Linked DNA regions of Mus musculus: region 2 is linked to region 1. Evidence: chromatin loops called from intact Hi-C (ENCODE). Cell type or tissue: heart. All regions are shown on one strand. Each heading gives the region's core, and the rest is flanking DNA. Links, peaks and the distances in the headings are about the cores only.

Evidence for each region. A loop is a pair of places that touch in the nucleus more often than their neighbours do. Peaks named below come from ENCODE experiments on the same cell type or tissue, not always from the same donor. Only the 100,000 strongest peaks of a DNase experiment are listed, where the experiment ranks them.
Region 2: it touches region 1 in a loop (2.2-fold over the local background); 3 of 42 quality-filtered maps call a loop at or near these places.

The regions. Positions count from the first base shown.
Region 1 is chr11:108,130,583-108,139,686 of GRCm38, forward strand. The region is part of intron 3 of Prkca (protein kinase C, alpha); the gene reads right to left. Among named protein-coding and RNA genes, the nearest start is that of Gm51922, 23 kb to the left of the region's middle. In heart, for the core only: CTCF peaks have their summits at 5,050 (motif pointing left) and 6,040; no DNase peak of the experiment used is centred there; H3K27ac peaks cover 1,236 bases.
Region 2 is chr11:108,262,652-108,271,755 of GRCm38, forward strand. All of the region lies in intron 2 of Prkca (protein kinase C, alpha), which reads right to left. Among named protein-coding and RNA genes, the nearest start is that of Prkca, 77 kb to the right of the region's middle. In heart, for the core only: no CTCF peak of the experiment used is centred there; a DNase peak (open chromatin) is centred at 5,410; H3K27ac peaks cover 2,615 bases.

The DNA.
Region 1 (9,104 bases), core at 344-8,343:
ACTGTTTAACATGTGCAGTCATTAGAGACCCACAGAAGTATCAGCCCCATGCAGAGAGAGACCTCGGAGCTTGAAGGAGGAGCTACCCATGGGTATTTCCAGTTCTCAGCTATAGCAGGGGCTCTCTAGACGGGACCCCCCACGTTAAAACTGAGAAGCGACCATTGATATTTTGGCTTAAGACTTGCACTGGAGTCAACTAGAACTCAGCAAGAGGCGAGGTGGGTGTGCCAGAAAGCGTGTCTCGGGGGCATTGCTGGCAAGAGACAGGCAAAGGTAAAGACTTAGAAATGAGAACTTACAAGGCAGAGTGAACCCCAGACCAAGTCCCCCATGCCCAGAGCCTTGCATCCGCAGATAACTGCAACAGTGCCCTTGGCTTTGGAGATGTGGCTTGGAGACAGGACTCTAAAACTGCTGAGCGATTTTATGGAATCTACACGGACTGCTTCCTCTGTTCCAAGTGTATGAGCAACAAACATCATGAGAAGGGGATTATTTATCCCCAGTCTACAAGTAGGACACTAAAGATAAAAGGTTAAGAATGTGTCTGAAGCTGCATATCTGAGAAATGCTGGGGTCACCTCCTCAGCCTCTTTCCTCTGTATGGGAATACCACTCTTCTTAAAGGAGTGCAGGATTCATGAAAAAACAAACCCAATGTTTTCAAACCTATCAAGTACTAAATCCCACAAGACCATGGCTCTTTCAGTCAGTGACTTGTCTCTGCTGCCTAAGCAGTGCTCATATACAGCAGGTGCCCGATAAATCGATGTGCCCATAGTTAAAGGGACATTTCCTTTTGTTCTATGGTAGCCCTGCCCTGGAGAACAATACTGGAGACCGCACAGATAATTTTACTTTTCCTAGTAGCCTCATTTTTAAAAGTAAAAGAAATCAACATAACTCATTTTAACACCATGTTTTATTTCATCTCGTAAATCTAAAATCCAATCCCTTCCATACATAATCAATGTGATGTGTAATAAACAGTATTTCATGCTCTTTCATTTCTGGGAACTTTTTCGATGAACATACACTGGGAAATATCCAATATGTGCATTTCACAGTTAGTTTGAACATCTGCATTTGGAACAGGCACCTACATACTGCTCAGTAGCCTCATGGGGCCCATGACTTCTGTAACAGATAATATAGCCCAAGAGTTGGTTACTCTTTGTTTATTTTGAGATAAGAGTTTCACTGGATAGCCATGGCTGGCCCGGAAGGTGCTATGTAGACCAGGGTGGTCTCCAAGTCACACTGTGTGTGTGTGTGTGTGTGTGTGTGTGTGTGTGTGTGTGAGAGAGAGAGAGAGAGAGAGAGAGAGAGAGAGAGAGAGAGAGGGAGAGAGAGAGAGAGAATGGCTTTGTAGATATGAGGAGGCCAGAAGAGTGTGGGATCCCCTTGACCTGGAGTTACAGGGAGTTATGATCCACCTGACAGGTATGAAGAACTGAATTCCCTGAGAACTGGACTCACATAGTCTGCAAGAGCAACATGTGCTCTTAACTGCTGTGCTGTCTTTCCAACCCTGAAAATGGAAATCTTAAAGCTAACCGAGCCTGGAAACAACCAAGGTGAAGGACTAGACTATTATTCATGAGACAAACAAGTGATGGGAGATGGAGAGATGGGAGAACCCTAACTGCACACTCCTCCATGAGAGCAGGCAACCTGAAAAGTCTACACACATTTTGACATTCCACCGTAAGACATTCTGGAATCGGTGAAATGAGCCCGGTCGTGAAGGGATCACAGCTTGGACAGAGGAAATGTTGAAAACGTGAACTGGGTTCTCCAGAGCAGCAGCAACAACCTATAGTGATGTGTAAGATGGCTCCATGTCTTCACATCTGTTTCACAACCCACTGCATGCACAGTGATGGGTGTGAACATTAGCTAGAGCTGTTTACTGATCATTGCTAAGCTGTAACAAATGTTCCACATTAAGCAATGCAAGGTGTTCATAACAGGGTAGATGGTTCAAGTATGGGGGTGTAGGACAGGCATATGAATACGTTTTCCTGTGACCCCAAATCAATACCTCTAAAGAATAATTGTTTAAAATTTTTCATTGGATGGACTGGTTGCTATAATCATGGGTGCTTCCAGCCTTCATAGAGAAAGGCCACTATTCTGGTCTGATTTTAAAATCACAAACTTGGGGGCTGAAGAGGTAGATGGCTTAGTGCTTAAGAATATTTGCTGTTCTTTCAGAGGACCTGGGTTTGGTTCCCAGGGCCCATATCAGGTGGCTCAAAACTACCTGTAACTCTAGCTTTGGGGCATCCAATGCCCACTTCTAAACTCTCTAGGAACCTGCACACATGTGTACACACACACACACACACACACACACACACACACACACACACGCACAGAGATACATAATACAGTTAACAGTTAAAACCATAGCTTATTTTTACATGCAAATTTACTAATACATAATACAGTTAACAGTTAAAACCATAGCTTATTTTTACATGCAAATTTACTAATCTAACTCTTAGCTGCTTACTCTGCCCATGGAGAACATATGTTTAAGATGACCATGTGCCAGTCACTGATTCCCAGATAGGAGGTGCCCTGTTGGGTCTGGTCTGACAGCCTTGGACAACTGTCTTCTTCATCCTCAGTGTGGTTCTCTCTTCTGTGGGGACCAAAGAATTCTTAAGTGTTGTTCCACTTTATAAAGCCTTTCTCATAGGGCATGGTGTATAACCATTCACATCATATATACTGGCACTGGGGAACACCAGCTGTTATGACAGATGGCACAGGAGACATGGAACCTAGGAAGACACAGGTACTGACTGGGAAAGGGTGGAGAGGCCACTTAGTGTTCTTCCAACTGGTTCCTGCCACACTTGAAGCTTCAGTCCAGGCCTTCTCCAGGCTGTCCAGGATAGACCTTGGTAATTGCTACTCTTCCTACCTCCACAGAGGAAGGAAGAAGCACTGGCTGCCATCTTGGCCAAAGTACTGAAGACAGGGGTCACCAGTGTTTGTAGGCAGTAGTAGGGCAAGGAAGACCTACAGGTACCTAGTGTCTCATTTTACTTAGAACTTGTTTTATTCCTGTAAAGCATACAGGAAACTTGGTATTTTAATTGTTTTCAAGTGCACAGCTCTGGGCCCCGGGCATGTTCACATTGCTCTATAAACATCACCACCATCCATCTCTGTATCCTTTCATTGCCCCAAACTGAAATGTTGTACCATTGAAACACTAATTTATTTCTCAATCCTCCAGGGCCCTAGCAACTACTCCTAACTACTCTTAAGTGTACCATGATGAAAGCCACACAGCAGGTGTCCTTTTGTGACTTGGTTTTCCATCTAGCATTTGCCCTCAAGGACCACTCATCTTGTGCCATCGTTAGATTTTTGTGTTAGGGAGCATGTGCCTATGGTATATGTGTGTACACACGTATGTGCAGGTGCTCATACATGCATGCCTATATGAGGACAGACAGAGAAGGATGTCAGGTATTTGGCTCCATCACTCTCTGCATATTTCTTCGAGCTAGGGCCTCTTGTTGAACCTGAAGCTTGGCTCCTGTTTCTGGTTTCCCCTACTTCTGCACATCACTGGGTTTACAGATACTTAAGTGCGCATGACAGTGTTTTTATGTGGGTACAGCTGCAAACACTCTAATCCACTGAGTCAACTTTCTTGATCCATGTGCCAGAATTAATGTCTGGGTGAGACTTCTCTGCATGAGCAGACCTCATTTTGTTTGTCCATTTACTTGTCTGTGGCCACCTGGCTTGCTCCTACCTTTTGTCTGCTGTCAGCAGAGTATCTCTTGGGTTTCTCCTTTCCCCTCTTTCAGACTTGGAGGTGGAATTTCACATTCTTTTTCTCCTCCTCTTTCTCCTTTTGTGCTGGAGTTTAAGCTCAGGGCTTTCCGTAACCCTGGAAAGCCCCCATACTCCTGCATCTTCCTTTTAAGAGGCACTGCCCCTTAGTATGAATGACACACTCAAAATCACAAGGCAAAGACATTCTGCTTAGACTAGGGGACAGTCATTTTAGGCGACACCATTGAAATGTGGGGCTAGCCAGGCATGGTGGCATATTCCTGAATGGTCAGCACTGGAAGACTAAGGCAGTTTGAATCCAGAGTAAGTCTCTGTCTCAAACACACACAACACACACAGATACACAGATACACAGACACACACACATACACACAGACACACACACATACACACACATATACACAGACACACACAACACACACATACACATACAGACACACAGACACACACACATACACACACATACACACAGACACACACAGACACACACAGACACACACAACACACACATACACATACAGACACACAGACATGCAACAGACACACACATGGCACACACATATACACAGACATGCAACAGACACACACATAGCACACACATACACACACACATATACACACACATACACACACACACACACACACACACACATCAGAAGTGGGCTAACCCAGCTTTAAGGGTCAAAAGTGACTCTGCCTGTTGACTTAAAGCAGTGCTGAACCCCCACCCTGTCAGTTCCACACTAGGACACAGAGGATGACAGTCTACATGCATTAAGATACCCTGTGTGTCTGCTGAGTTCTGTACTTCAATTCCTGTTCAGTTCCTAACCACACGGTCTCTCACTAATCTTGACTGAATTAAGATGAACATGAAGATGCTCTTCCCTGAGCATCTACCCTGCTCCCTCCCCACCAGATTGATCGTGTCAGTTTAATGTAACAGAATTAAAAAATCATGCAAAATGGTATGTTTTGTGAACAATAGTTCCTCTGAATCTCAGACAGTCATTTGTTCACCAAACCCCAGCAGGCTGCAGCTGAGTTGACATTAAAAGGAAAAATTCCAGGAAAAACCTGGGGAGGGGGAGAGAAGTAAGCAGAGAGGGAGGACACACAGACCTAATCAAGGCAACTGACCTGGGCCACCTGGTGATCTCTACTCCATTCAGGTCGGCACCCCCCACTGGTGAGGACTGAGACTGCAGCAGGGCTTGCCCAGCTAAATGACAAGCAAGGGCTTTGCAAAATTCAGAATAATGAATGAAAAATGTCCTAGGAGAGGCTGGTAACATCTCTAAGACTCCAGGTTATCTGAATGTGTAGAGTGGCCTTCAAATTTGGGAAGAAACACATCTCTGAATGAAGTGCCTGGCTTACAAACTTCTGTCTTCGTGCCTCATCTCCTTTGATCCACTCATCACATCAGCACTCAGAGACAGACTGCTATTGTTCCCAGCTAACAGGTAAGGCAATTGAGGCTCTGGGAGACTCAGTGGCTTGCAGCCAACTCAAGACCACAGAGTCCTGGTCCAGAGCCTTTCCTGTCTGACTGCTCTGCCTCCCAACTCAGCAAAGCTCACATGTAACCTACCCCTTCTCACTAACACGCTGGTGGCAGGCTTGAAAAACACTCTTGCTTTCCTAAGTGGACTAGGCTTTAGGATCCGTCAGGATTGGCCTCTGTTTTAATTCCTATTTTCCATTTTAAACCACATTCTTCCTTGCTTGTTTTCCTGATCTCTGAGCTCAGCGAAATCCTCCTGGACGGGGTTTTTGCAGCCCTGTCTGGATCATTTTAACTCTCCCTGGCACACAGAATGTCAAAACTTCTGCAGGTCAAGAGAGGGAAGGAGGGAGGGAGGGAGGAAGGGAGGGAGGGAGGGAGGAAGGGAGGGAGGGAGGGAGGGACAGAGAGAGAGAGAGAGAGAGAGAGAGAGAGATCATTCAATTCTGCCAAGTGCACTCAACAATTTCTAAGGCTTGATCCAATGTTGGTCTGGAGAAAGCATTGTTTCTGCAGAGAAGCCAACATCCCACACTAAGCCTTCAGCTCCAACCTGCACCCCGAATTGTTGGCACAGACACCCCAGCTTGCTCATCTGTATGCTCAAGGCTCCTGTGGGCTGCATGACAGCTCAGTGCTGATTAAAGAAAAGGTGCAAGTGACACTGGAAGATGCTATAAATAGAGAATTCCGAAATCTATCTGCCCTAGTGGCCAGGACTCATTAGATCTGAAACTGTTTGGCTTTTCACTGGAGAGACAGGAGCCCAATTACCACAGTGCACATACAAAGGAAATTATCTGGGCGACATTGAGATTCCACTTGTAAGCTGTTTACTTGAAATAGTCCTGGGGTTTTGATGGGCTTAATCCTTAAATACATTGATTCTGAAAGGATTTTTAAAACTTGGACCCTACAGGATTTAATGAAGACCTATGAAAGTATCACTCAAAACTCTCTGTAAACGTGGCAGGCTTCTCCCAAGCCCAGCTGTTCAGGCATGCTATGTGTCTTTGTATGAGCCTGTAACTCTCTGAGTCTGTTGTTGTTGTTGTTGTTGTTGTTCCAAGATAAGATGCTAGAGGGCTTCTATGGCTCAGCCTCTCTCTGACCATCTCTGAGTCACAGATTCCTCTACTCAGATCTCCCATGTCCCATGGCAGAAGCTGAGACAGATACAAGAATGTGAATCAACTGGAATGCGGCCCCCAAGCCTGGAGGACAGGCACTACACCTGTTTAAATGCCAAATATAGGGCACTGTCATGGAGAGACTCCCGCTCAGAGTTCTTGGGGCTTTCTCTTCTCACAATCCCTGCTGCACTGTGCCCCGAGTGGACCTATATGCCCAGCCTTCACTACATCAGCCTCAGACACTAATTACAGAGCAGGTTCATCCCAAGGGTTGCTGTGCTGAGCCACCCAGAAGCTGAGGTGACTACTCAGGACATGAGGCTGCTCCTTCCCACAGACCTTTCTGTTCTGCCATGCTTCATGTTTTACACTCAGTGTGGCCTCTGTCATCCGTGACTCAAGCGATAGCACGTGGCAACGGCTAGTCTCAGACCCTCATGCCCACTGGGTACTTTGTCCCCTCTTCTGACAACTGGCTCCCCTCTACCATTCAGTCTGAATAAATCGCTCAGCACTCATCAAACCCACTCACCACTCTCTGCTGCCCAGCTCACCTGTCTCAGCCTGCACCTTGCTCTCTTTGCCCACGATAGTCCTTTTCTCTGCATTACTCTCTGTTTCTGTCTAGACTGAGTCTATACATATCCTGAAGAGTCTCGGGGTAAAATTTCCATCCTAGCAAAGTCATCCCTCAAGATCTAAAAGAAGAGAGGCCCCTCTTTTCTCCCTATCTACCTGGGAATTTGCTTGTTTTGTTGTTATTTTTCCTACCTCACATCCAGAATTACTTTAGATAAAAATGTTTGTGTTGGGCTGTGGCTATAACTCAACTAATACCTAGCACGTGGAGCTCTGAGTTTGATCCCCAGCACTGTATAAAACTGGGTTTAGTGGCACTGTCCCCTGAGAGTATAATCCCAGCACTTTAGAGGTAGACACAGGAGGATCAGAAATTCAAGGTAATACTTGGCTACACAGCAAGTTTGAAGACAACATTGGATACATAAGACCCTGTCTGGGAAAAACAAAAGCCGTCATTTGGGTACGTGTTCACTATCAGTTTCTTCAACTAGAGCAACCTCCCAGGACGGAAAGACCACTAGTGTCCTGGTGCCTTCAGAGTGCTCTTTATATAGTTGTCTGTATATACCTGGTGCATGGATGAACCATTAGCCTTGTTCCCAGATCTATCAGTTTGGGGTTCTATCATGTTCTGTAAGGATTCCTGAATATGCAGCTGTTGTCATATTGGCAAGAGTTCTGATGTTCCTAAATATGGGTTTTATTTAGAGGCAGCAGATGCATCATGAGGCACCCCAGGTACCAGTAGCATCTGGACTGCTCAGGAATGATAGCCTGGCCCTGAGTGGCAGGCAGGTGATGGGATGTGATCTGATGCTCTATCTAGTGGTACCTCTACTACACCTGAGTCCAAGCACCCTCTCTGGTTGACGCTTTCTCTCAGGCCTGCAGAAAAACTGTCAAGGGGGAACTCACACTCATTAAAAAGAAAATCAAAATGAAACCAGAAAAAGATTTGTGTGTTTTCAAAGGATCGGCAGAAGAGCCATTATATCTTCTGAACAAACTGTCTACAGCTTCAACTACAAAAGAAGGAGTTATACTAAAACCCCAAAGGAAGTATTTGTGCTAAAATTGTTCTGAAAAGACTCCACCCCATATAGAACACAAACTGTATTTTGGTACCTGTTCCAAGAGAAAGCAATTGCATCAATGGAGATATTGAATACATCATTTGTAAGTCCTAATGAGTAACCTTTTCCCAGGAAAGTTAAGATTCACAGCATCCATTAGATGTCACCCCGCCCAGCCCCCCACCAGATTTAGCACCCATTCAAAGAGCACCGTGGGATGTGGGATCATGAGTGATCTAAGAACTGTCAGCAGCAAGCCTTCTATTGTAAGTAGAGTGCATGAATAAAACAGATTACTAACAATTTTAGAATCGTAATTTGTATCAAGATGTCTGTCTTGATGCAACTTGACGTCTCTGAATAATTCATTATGTCCTTCCCCAAATTCCTTTTAAAAAAAAAATCAGACGCTGTAGACAATTTTCAGTCCTTTAAGTGAAAAATAACCATGAAAGTTATCAAGTTAGATAGAGCTGAAAGGTCCCACCTACTGAAGACAGGACAAGAAGGCCACTATGGGTCTCCAGTCTTTGCCTCCAGGGGAATCAGAGCGTCACGAAATCCCCCAGTTCAAGGAGATTTTAAGAATCAAGTCAATTGCTCTGCAGTGCTGGCACATTTGTTTCTACACTGGCCCAAACTAGCTTGCCTGGGTTTTTTTGTTTTTTGTTTTTTGTTTTTTTTTTTTAATTATTTATTAAATTTTAACCCCACCCCCCACCACACCCTATCCCACCCCACCCCACCCCACCCCCGTCTTTAGACAGTAGGAACTGAGCCTTGAGCTTTTTTAAAGCATTCCAGTGTTCTACCACAGAGTTGCATCCCTGACTCCTGTTTGTTATTTATTTATTTATTTATTTATTTATTTATTTATTTATATATGGTAGCTCACTAATTATCTAGACTAGCCTTAAACTTACTATGTAATCCACGTGGCCTTGATTTTATAAGCCTGAGTCCCTGAGCTGGGATCACAGG
Region 2 (9,104 bases), core at 413-8,412, 130 kb after region 1:
GTGTGTGTGTCTGTGTATCTGCATTAACTATTAAATAATAGAAGCCATGCATTTGATAGGAAGCAAGGGAGGATACACAGGGAGAGCTGGGAGGAGAAAAAGAAAAAGGGGAAAGTTCTGCAATTACATTTTAATTTCAAAAATAATTAAATTAAATAAATTTTAAATGGTTACGTTGAGCAGGGCTTGAGAGAAACACACCTTTGATCATAGTACTTGGGAGGCAACGGCAGGTGGATCTCTGCAGGTTTGAAGCCAGCCTGATCTACATAGAAAGTTCTAGACCAGCCAGTCTACATAGTGAGACTCCATCTCAAAAAAAAGAGTTAAGATGGTAACGTCTGTAATATATCTTTTACCAAAATTTTAAAACTATATCGATAGAATTTCTGGAACTGTTAAAAGGAACATCTTATATTTCATCTACTGCTTTAAAGACAATATGGTTTGGGTGAGGGCTGTAACACTCTCATCCTTACAAAACTCTGCAATTCCACATAAAAACACGGTCTGTCAGGCCATGTTTTCTACAGCCAAACTATATATATATTTAAATTGGATCCTAATCTATGCAAGAAAAATGCAGAACCAGTAAACATAAAAATTGAGCATTTAAATACAATTAAGTCCCTGAAAGAGAACAAGTTTGATTTTTAAAGTAAACACCATAATTCTGTTTGCCTGGTGCACTAAAATCTCTGGAAGCTTTTATCAGCAGCAGGACCCTAATTGCATAAGCATTCAATGAATGGGTGAAATTATGCCATCATTTTACTTATTAAAAGGACAGACAAGTAGGGTGCGGCCACCCACCTCACCACCATCCATTTGCTTCCCCGCTGGCTAATTGCTTATGGTCCCCATTCTCTTCCTGGTTACCCTGAATACTAATACACACAGCCTCCAAATGGGGAACACTCCCTCTGTCCTGCCCACACTGTGCCTTGGGTGAACCATGTGACTTCCAGCCTCTGAACATTCTCAGGCAACTTTCCCTGTTTATGGCTCTCCCCATCACACTTTCTCCTCATGCTGTTTGGCTCTCCATCCACAGGAGCTCGTCTCATCCAGTCAGTCTTCCAACTTTGTCCAAGGCCAACTTTGATTTCTTTCTTTTAACTGCTTAGAGGCTCAAGCACAATTCCCTTGGAAGGTGTGGTCAGGATTCTAATTCACTTCATTGCTCCAGCCTCTCTCTCTTAGAGCAAGCAGATAGACTCTCTGGGCTGGAACTATACATTGGCCAGGGGTGTTTGTAGGTATGTATATACACATCTGTGTGTAGGCAGGTGCATATGCACATAAATGCACTTACACGTAGAGGCCAGAGGTCAACATCTGTTGTCTGCCCAAGCTGTTCTCCACCTTATCTGAATGAAACAGGAGCTGGCAGATCTGGCTAGACTGCCTGGCCAGCAAGCCCCCAGGGATCCCCTCTTATCTCCACCACCCCTAGTGCTAGGATTGTAGGTACATACTGCTACACTCAGATATGTTTTTCTTATATGGATGCTGGGAGATTGAACTCAAGCCCTCATGTTTACACAGCAAAAAAAGTTTGTTTTTTTTTTCTAGAAGATTACATTTATTTCATATATTAGATTAAACTTAGTAAACACATTTCTCCCATTATACTGATGAGTAGACTGAATCATCAAGCAATTGTTATTTCACTTGAATTAGGACTGAGAGCTAATGAGACAGAGTCAAGACTTTAATGGAGGCATGTGATACGGCTTCAGAGTCTACCCTGCTATTTGCAATTACATATATGAGGGTAAAGTGGGTTTTTTAATTTTTAAATTTAATTATTTTTTACTTAGTCACTTTGTATCCAGCTCACTGCCCCACTCCCAGTCACCTCTTCCTACAATCCTTTCCCCATCCCTCTCCCCCTTCTCCAAGTGGGTGGGGGCCCCCTGGGCATATATCCAAAAGATGTTCCAACACACCAGAAAGATACTTGGTCAACTATGTTCATAGCAGCTTTATTTGTAATACTCAGAAACTGGAAACAACCTAGATGCCCCTCAACTGAAGAATGGATGAAGAAAATGTGGTACATCTACACAATGGAATACTATTCAGCTATTAAAAATAAAGACATCGTGAATTTTGCAGGCAGATGGATGGAACTAGAGAATACCATCCTGAGTGAGGTAACCCAATCCCAAAAGGGACACACAAGGTATGTACTCACTTATAAGTGAATATTAGCCATAAGATACAGGATACCCATGCTATACTTCAGAGACTCAAAGAAGCTAAACAAGAATGAAGGCCCAAGTGAAAAAACTCGAAAATAGCAAAAGTTCTACTGACTGACCCATCTCCCCAACTGCTGAAAATTGATAAGTATTACTTTAATATTATTCTGGTGTTTCCTTCCAGTTCTTAAAGATCTGGGACTCGGGACGTTTGAACAAGTGTTCTGGAATCAGTTCAGTTTCCAGCATTGTCTATTCCTAGTTCTGTCATCTCAAGTCATCTCAAGGAAGTTATCCAAACACTTTAAGATTTACTTGTATTACCCACAGAATAAAAGCATTTGTCCTGTATACTGACACAAATATTAACAATAGAAAGAAAGCCCTGAGATTAAAAGTAATGTTTGTCAATGGTAGAGAGCCTGCTTAGCATGCCTGAGCTCAGTACCTGATACCAGAAGGAGGAGAAGGAGGAGGGGGAGGGGGAGGGGGAGGAGGAGGAAGAGGAGGAGGAGGAGAAAGGAAGGAAGGAAGGAAGGAAGGAAGGAAGGAAGGAAGGAAGGAAGGAAGAAAGAAAGAAGAAGAGAAGAAAATAAAAAGAAAGTCCTGAGATCCAAATAAAAAATGTCAGCAATGGTAGGTACTAGCTCTCTTGAAGAAGGAAACAGAAACACAGTGACCCCTAAGCCTTGGCACTTAGGTGATATCACAGGGAACTCTTGCACTGTGAAGACTCCATAAGAGGTCTAAAACACATTCAGGCGGTAGTGATAATGTCAGGACGCAGGTGTTATTTCTGAATCATGAACAAAGGCACTAAGGAGAAGAGCCTTCTTGAGTGGGCCATCCTCTCTCAGTGACAAATGACAGATCACGGGACTTGAAGTTACAACAAAGCTCTGGAGTTCACTGATAGAGTCGAGGATTCAGCATTAAGAGCTATCAATCATAAACCTAATACCTACTGTAGCTCCAATGAGGGACGGAGGGAATAGGAGGAAAAGGAGGCAGACGGACAGACAGACAGACAGACAGACAATCCACCTGTGAACCATTAAACTGAGCAGTTCTCAGAAAAAATATTTATTCTCAGCTAAACAAGGATCTTTGCTCTTAACCAGACAAGGACTTGAAGAAACTAAAGCAAGTAGAGTTTTCCTGCACCACCCTGTCTTCCTTATCTTAAGGTCTCACAATGAAATGGCATGTCTATCATCTATCAGATTAATAATTCATTGGAAGTATAAACCCCAGCATGAGTTGGGCAGCGACTGAGAATGTGAGATTGTGCTGTTTGGGGAGAGTAACTTGGCAGTGTGTACCAAACACCCTAAGAAATGCTCTACTGCTGGACCCAGTAAATCATTTAACGTTTAACCATTTCTCTTGTGAAAATTCGATATTTCCATAGACATGTATGCCAAAACAGCCTCATCTCAGCCTTTCTTGGGAAGAAGCAAAGGGAACTCTGCAATAGAGAGTTCTGTAAAAGGGTAAAAAGTGACAGAAGAAAGCCAGGCATGGCGGCTCCTCTGTTTATACCCCAGCTACCAAGTGGTGGGAGGCTCAATTTCAAGATATACCTTGGCAATGTGGCAAGATACACGGCCCCATTAAGGAAAAAAGAAAGAAAAGAAAATTACAACAGAACATTTATCAAGTAAAAATATTATATGCCCAACCCTTAATTTCTCAACAACAACAACAACAACAAAAAACTTTAAGAAATCAAGAAAGTAGCTAGGCAGTGGTGGCATGAGGCAGGCAGATTTCTAAGTTCAAGGCCAGCCTGATCTACAAAGTGAGTTCCAGGACATCCAGGGCTACACAGAGAAACCCTGTCTGGGGGGGGGGGGGGAGATTAAGAAAGAGAAAAAGAAAAAGAAATCAAGAAAGTAGGAAAAAGGAGTAAAATTGCATATATGAAATGGATGTATAGCAAAAGAGAGTGAGATGCGAGATTTTAAATGGCTTCTTCTCTTCTTTTAAACCAGCTCCAGAGAATATGTATTCCTATCACGCTTCTACATACAGGGGCAAGAAGGTTGGTTTTAAAACATTGGCCTTGTATTTGCTCTCACCTTTTATCATACCTTCCTAGAATCCTAATTCATTCTCCCATCCCTTACACACACACACACACACACACTAGTATGTTTCAATTGCTCCCAAGCCATTGCTGGATTTAGGCTGCACCTGAAACCTTCAGATAGAAGGAACTTGCACTCCATTCAATAAGTAGCATTTCACCCAGCCAAAAGACTCCAAATGAGTGGGAGGGAGCTACGCTTAGTAACTGTATCTTCACATCTTAAATTAATAGCTACCATATTCTATGAACTAACAGTTTAAACCTGAGTTGAAATAATGCTAAAAATAGCCCTTCTCCCTGGGCCAATTATTTTTCCCAGTGGGAGACATGTGGTTGGCAGGGTTCCTTCCTGTAGTTAAGGAGAGGGGTTGGGAAGCAGTAATCTACAACACCAAGGTTCCTGAGTGGGAAGTGAGGTCCCGATAAAATGGGGCTCCGGAAACCCCAAAACATTTTTCCATGGGTTTTGGAGCTACAGAGATCTTTCCATGGTTAGCTCTTGTAGCCTGTCTTTGGGGTCTCCCCCTTTGAGCACCCTCAGTAAGACTGGTAAAAGGGAAAATAAAAGAGAATCTGAAAGGGGTGGTAGTTGTTATTTTTGTTTGTTTCTGCGGTTTTGAGGCTAGCACCCTGAGTCCTGGGCGGGAAGGTCCTCCTGCTAAGCCGTACCCCTTGTCTGAAAATTGTCTGCCGCACTGCTAAACAACGGTCAAAATAACAATAGCTCGGATTTGTGGGCATGCCAACAATAAATAAAAGGCAAAATGCATTCGTGGTAAGAACTGTCCCTTGTTTTCTGATGTTCACTGGAGCCAAGGCTAGCTTTTACTCCTCTGCCAGCTCCCCGCTCCCCCGGAGGTGGGGTTGCAGGCTGCACCACACCTGGCTTAGCAAACTCCATATATGCTAAGCAAGCACATCCCTGATGCCAGAATTTGAAAATGGCGTCATATCTTAATTCCACAACACTACTCTGAGCCATCACAAGGCTTGTTTTCTTTGGAAGACTGTTTCTAAATGGCCCTGTGCTCCTCTGGGGCTCGCTGGCTTACCACGTGACTTACCTCCACCCACAGAACAGAAGTCCCAGGAGAACAGTGCTCTCCTGCCCTGTTCACTGCTAAATACTCTGCACTTAGAACCCAGAGGTGCCCGCTGCCGCGTACTGACTATGAGTGATGATTCAAAGACCAGCCGGACATTAGTCACTTTCATCCCCATGGGGACAGATTCTCTTCCAACCTAATAGTTTAGACATAAATCCTTCTTTGCAAAGTCATTCTGACCTCCCTAACTGCCCCCACGTCCCCTTCAGGTCCCAGGGTAGGATCCTGCTGAATGTTGGATGAGCCCAGCCTGATTCCACACTCACTGCAGAGTGACTAAGAACTAAGTCACTGCGACACCTCATGGATGAGCAGAGGCCTCTTTTCTGTGCCTGCTTCCTCAGGTGTCACAGAAACTGATCCACTGAAAGCCCCCCAGTGACCGCTGTCACCACGGTATAAAACACATGTCTTTTGGGCCTCTTCACAATCCTCTCAGCCTCTTTGCCTCTCAGACAGCCAGTTAGCCCTGGAGTCTCCCCCTCCCTGGGGAGTCTCTTCTTGGTACAGGGGCTCAGCAGCCCCTACCAGTGCTCTGGAAAGTGTGTGTGCGCATGTGCATGCGCGTGTGTAACCACATGCTTTGCAGCATGCTAGGGGGCTTCCTGTGAGAAACCATGCTTGATCACACCCTGCTGAAACCCAGGCTTAAATACTTCTATCTCAAGGTATCGATGGACCATTCCTGACAGCAAAGGCCAGCGCCAGAGAGCCCAGATGCAGTCAGTAACTAGAAGCAGGACTGCACCAAGCGGCAGTCTGCCATTCCCTGCACCTCCCCACTCCACAGACCCGCCATGTGCCTATCCTCAGCGACAGCACCACCTGTCAGAGTGATGAGCAACCCCAGAGTGGTTTTACAGAGCCTAGATGGGGAGGACTTAAAAGCCAAACCCATACAGTACCTGGGTTTGTTAGGGGTTACCCATCACTTCCATAGCACCCCGAATCTTGTAACATCATTGGTTCACGTTTCAGATTACCTCAGTCTGGAGTGAGCTGTTGTTATTTCTACCTCACACCAGTATGCAATGTTTGTCTTGCACAACTCCCCCACTGTTTAGTCAACAAAGTGCCTAATGGGCCTGAAAGTGCCTGTCTCCTGCTGGTCTAGGGTGTGTGTGTCTTTCACTTGAGCCACATATGCATCTAAATAGATCAGAAAGCATGCAGTCACCAAAGTGCCTCAGTGGGGGCCTTCCAGTGGTCTCTAAACTCAACAAAACCCTCCATTACACAGTAGAAGGAGCTGAGGTTCTGGCTACTTGGTACGGCCTGTACTTCCCTCTATATGTGGATGTACAGAATTCCTCAGTACAATTACAACATTAAGCCACAGCTATTAATATGCAAAAGTGTGTCTGTTTGTCATCCCAGGTCGCTTAGCTCTTGTAAGCATTTCACAGGGCCGGGAGGCCCTGCTGACTAAACATTTCCCGGATCTGCACAAGCCCCTGCCTCTTTGCACATTAATAAACCTGCTAGAGAATGCATGCAAAATGAAAGGCACTTTTTCAAAGACAGCCCCCGAGAGGCTAAGGTAGTAATAAATGAGGTTAGTTCAGAACCATAGAGGACTCACACAGGCCAAAGCCCCAAATATGGCAAAGCTGAGTGAGCATTCGGAAGACAGTGGCTCTGTCTCAGGACAGCGCCTTTCCTTTTGCTACAGACATGGACGCTGCTAACTGCCGCCTGTACACACGGAAGCACTCTGATGTCACCTTCTCACACAAGCCAGTGCTAACTGCCCAGTCTGTTGAAAAGCAGATTTCCTCGTTCTTTCCCATGACACCACTTGGGTTGCCTTCAACATTGGAAGAGTGCCTGCTTACAGACTATTCCACCAAAGAGGAAGATCAGAATGTATATTTGTACATACACAAGGGAGTGAGAGAGAGAGGTGTGTATGTATTTGTGTATGTGTGTGTGATATAGTGTGTGTACGTGTGTGATGTACGGTGTATGTGTGGTGTGGGTGATATGTGGGGTATGTGTGTATGGTGTGATATGTGGTATGTATGTATGTATGTGTGGTATGTGTATATGTGTATGTGAGCATATGTGTGTATATGTGTGGTATGTATATTATATGATGTGTCTGTGTGATATGTGTATATGAGTATATGGTATCTAGTATATGTATACATGTATGTATTATATGTTGTATGTGTAATATGTGTGTGTGGTGTCTAGTGTGTGTATATATGTGTGTGTGTATATATATGTGTGTGTGTGTGTGTGTGTGTAGGTGTGTGTGGTGTGTATTTGTGTGATGATTGTCTGTGTGGTATGTGTGAATGGTGTCTAGTGTGTGTATTTGTGTGATATGTGTAATATGGTTCTAGTGTGTGGTATCTGGTATGTGTGTATGTGTGTGTATGAGTAGGTGTGTACGTGTATTTTTAGGCATGTGTGTATGAGTGAGTGTGTATGTGTGTGTATGTTTGTATATGAGTGAATTGGGGGGGGGTACAAGAGCTTGAGAAGGCAGAGGTAGGAGGGGCATGTGGGCACGTGGTGAATCCTGAGAAAAGAATTGGAGGATTTGTTCCACTGTCCTTCCCAATCCATTTAGAAAATTTCTAAATAAGTTAAAATTAAGTGAACTAACACAGAGTGGCTCCTTACAATGGCTAATTTTGATTGTCAGCTCAATGGGATTGAGAATCACCAATCACCATGGTAACCAGTCTCTGTGTGAGACTGTAAGAGATTATCTGGATGGGTCACCCAGGGTGGGAAGACACACTAAATGTGGGTGACCATTCCATGGGCTTGGTGGGCTCTCACATTGACTAAAAAGGGGAAAATGAGTTGGGGTCCGAGAGCCATTGCTCTGTGCTTTTGACAGGGTGCCCTGGAACCAGCTGCCTAACGTTCCTGCAGCCACACCCTCTCTGCCATGGTAAGCCGAGTAAACTCCTCCTGCTTTAAAGTTGCTTGCCCAAGTATTTTTTTTTTTTTTCCGCAGCAACAAGACAAGTACTAAGACAGTGTTCCATCATTAAATGAGCCATAAGAAAGCTGGTGTTTTGTGATTGTACTTGTTTGCTTCTTTGTTTAAGGTTACTCGCTGGTTTGTCCCATCAGCCCCATGGCTGATGAAAAGGGTCTGTGGAGCTTTTCCTTCCAGCTGCTGCCAGGCACTGTGGTGGGCACAGCCAAAGATACCCTGAGCCTGCTCCACGGGTGACGTACTAGGCAGCACCCAGGCCACCTGAGAGGAGAGGCTGCATAACGAAGAGAAATGAAGCTTTCTTCTGCTCTTGGGGGAGGAAGAGGACACAGAAGACCATCCAAGAGGCCTGCCACACTCGACTGTCTAGGAGATGAAAGAATGGGGCACTAAGGCCAGGGAAGCGGCATGGAGACTTGCACCTAGGATCTCCACAAGCGTGGGCGGGGCCGGCACCTTGGCAGGGTGAAAGCACTCAAGCAACCACAGTGGAAGGGATCACGTGATCCCCCTTCTCTGCTTTCAAAGCTTCTCCCAGGTTGCACACCGTGAAAGCAACCCAACAGAGCTGTAAGTAGTACAGTCAGAGCTCCTGTGACAGGGAGTAAAAGCACCTGGAGGTCCCTGTAACCCCTCTAGCCTGTCACGTGGGAAATCCCTTTCCAGCCCAGACACAGGCCCCACAAAAGCCCACGGCAGGCTGCTTTAGTGACTGAGGCCTTCAGGGTTGCCAGAGTCCC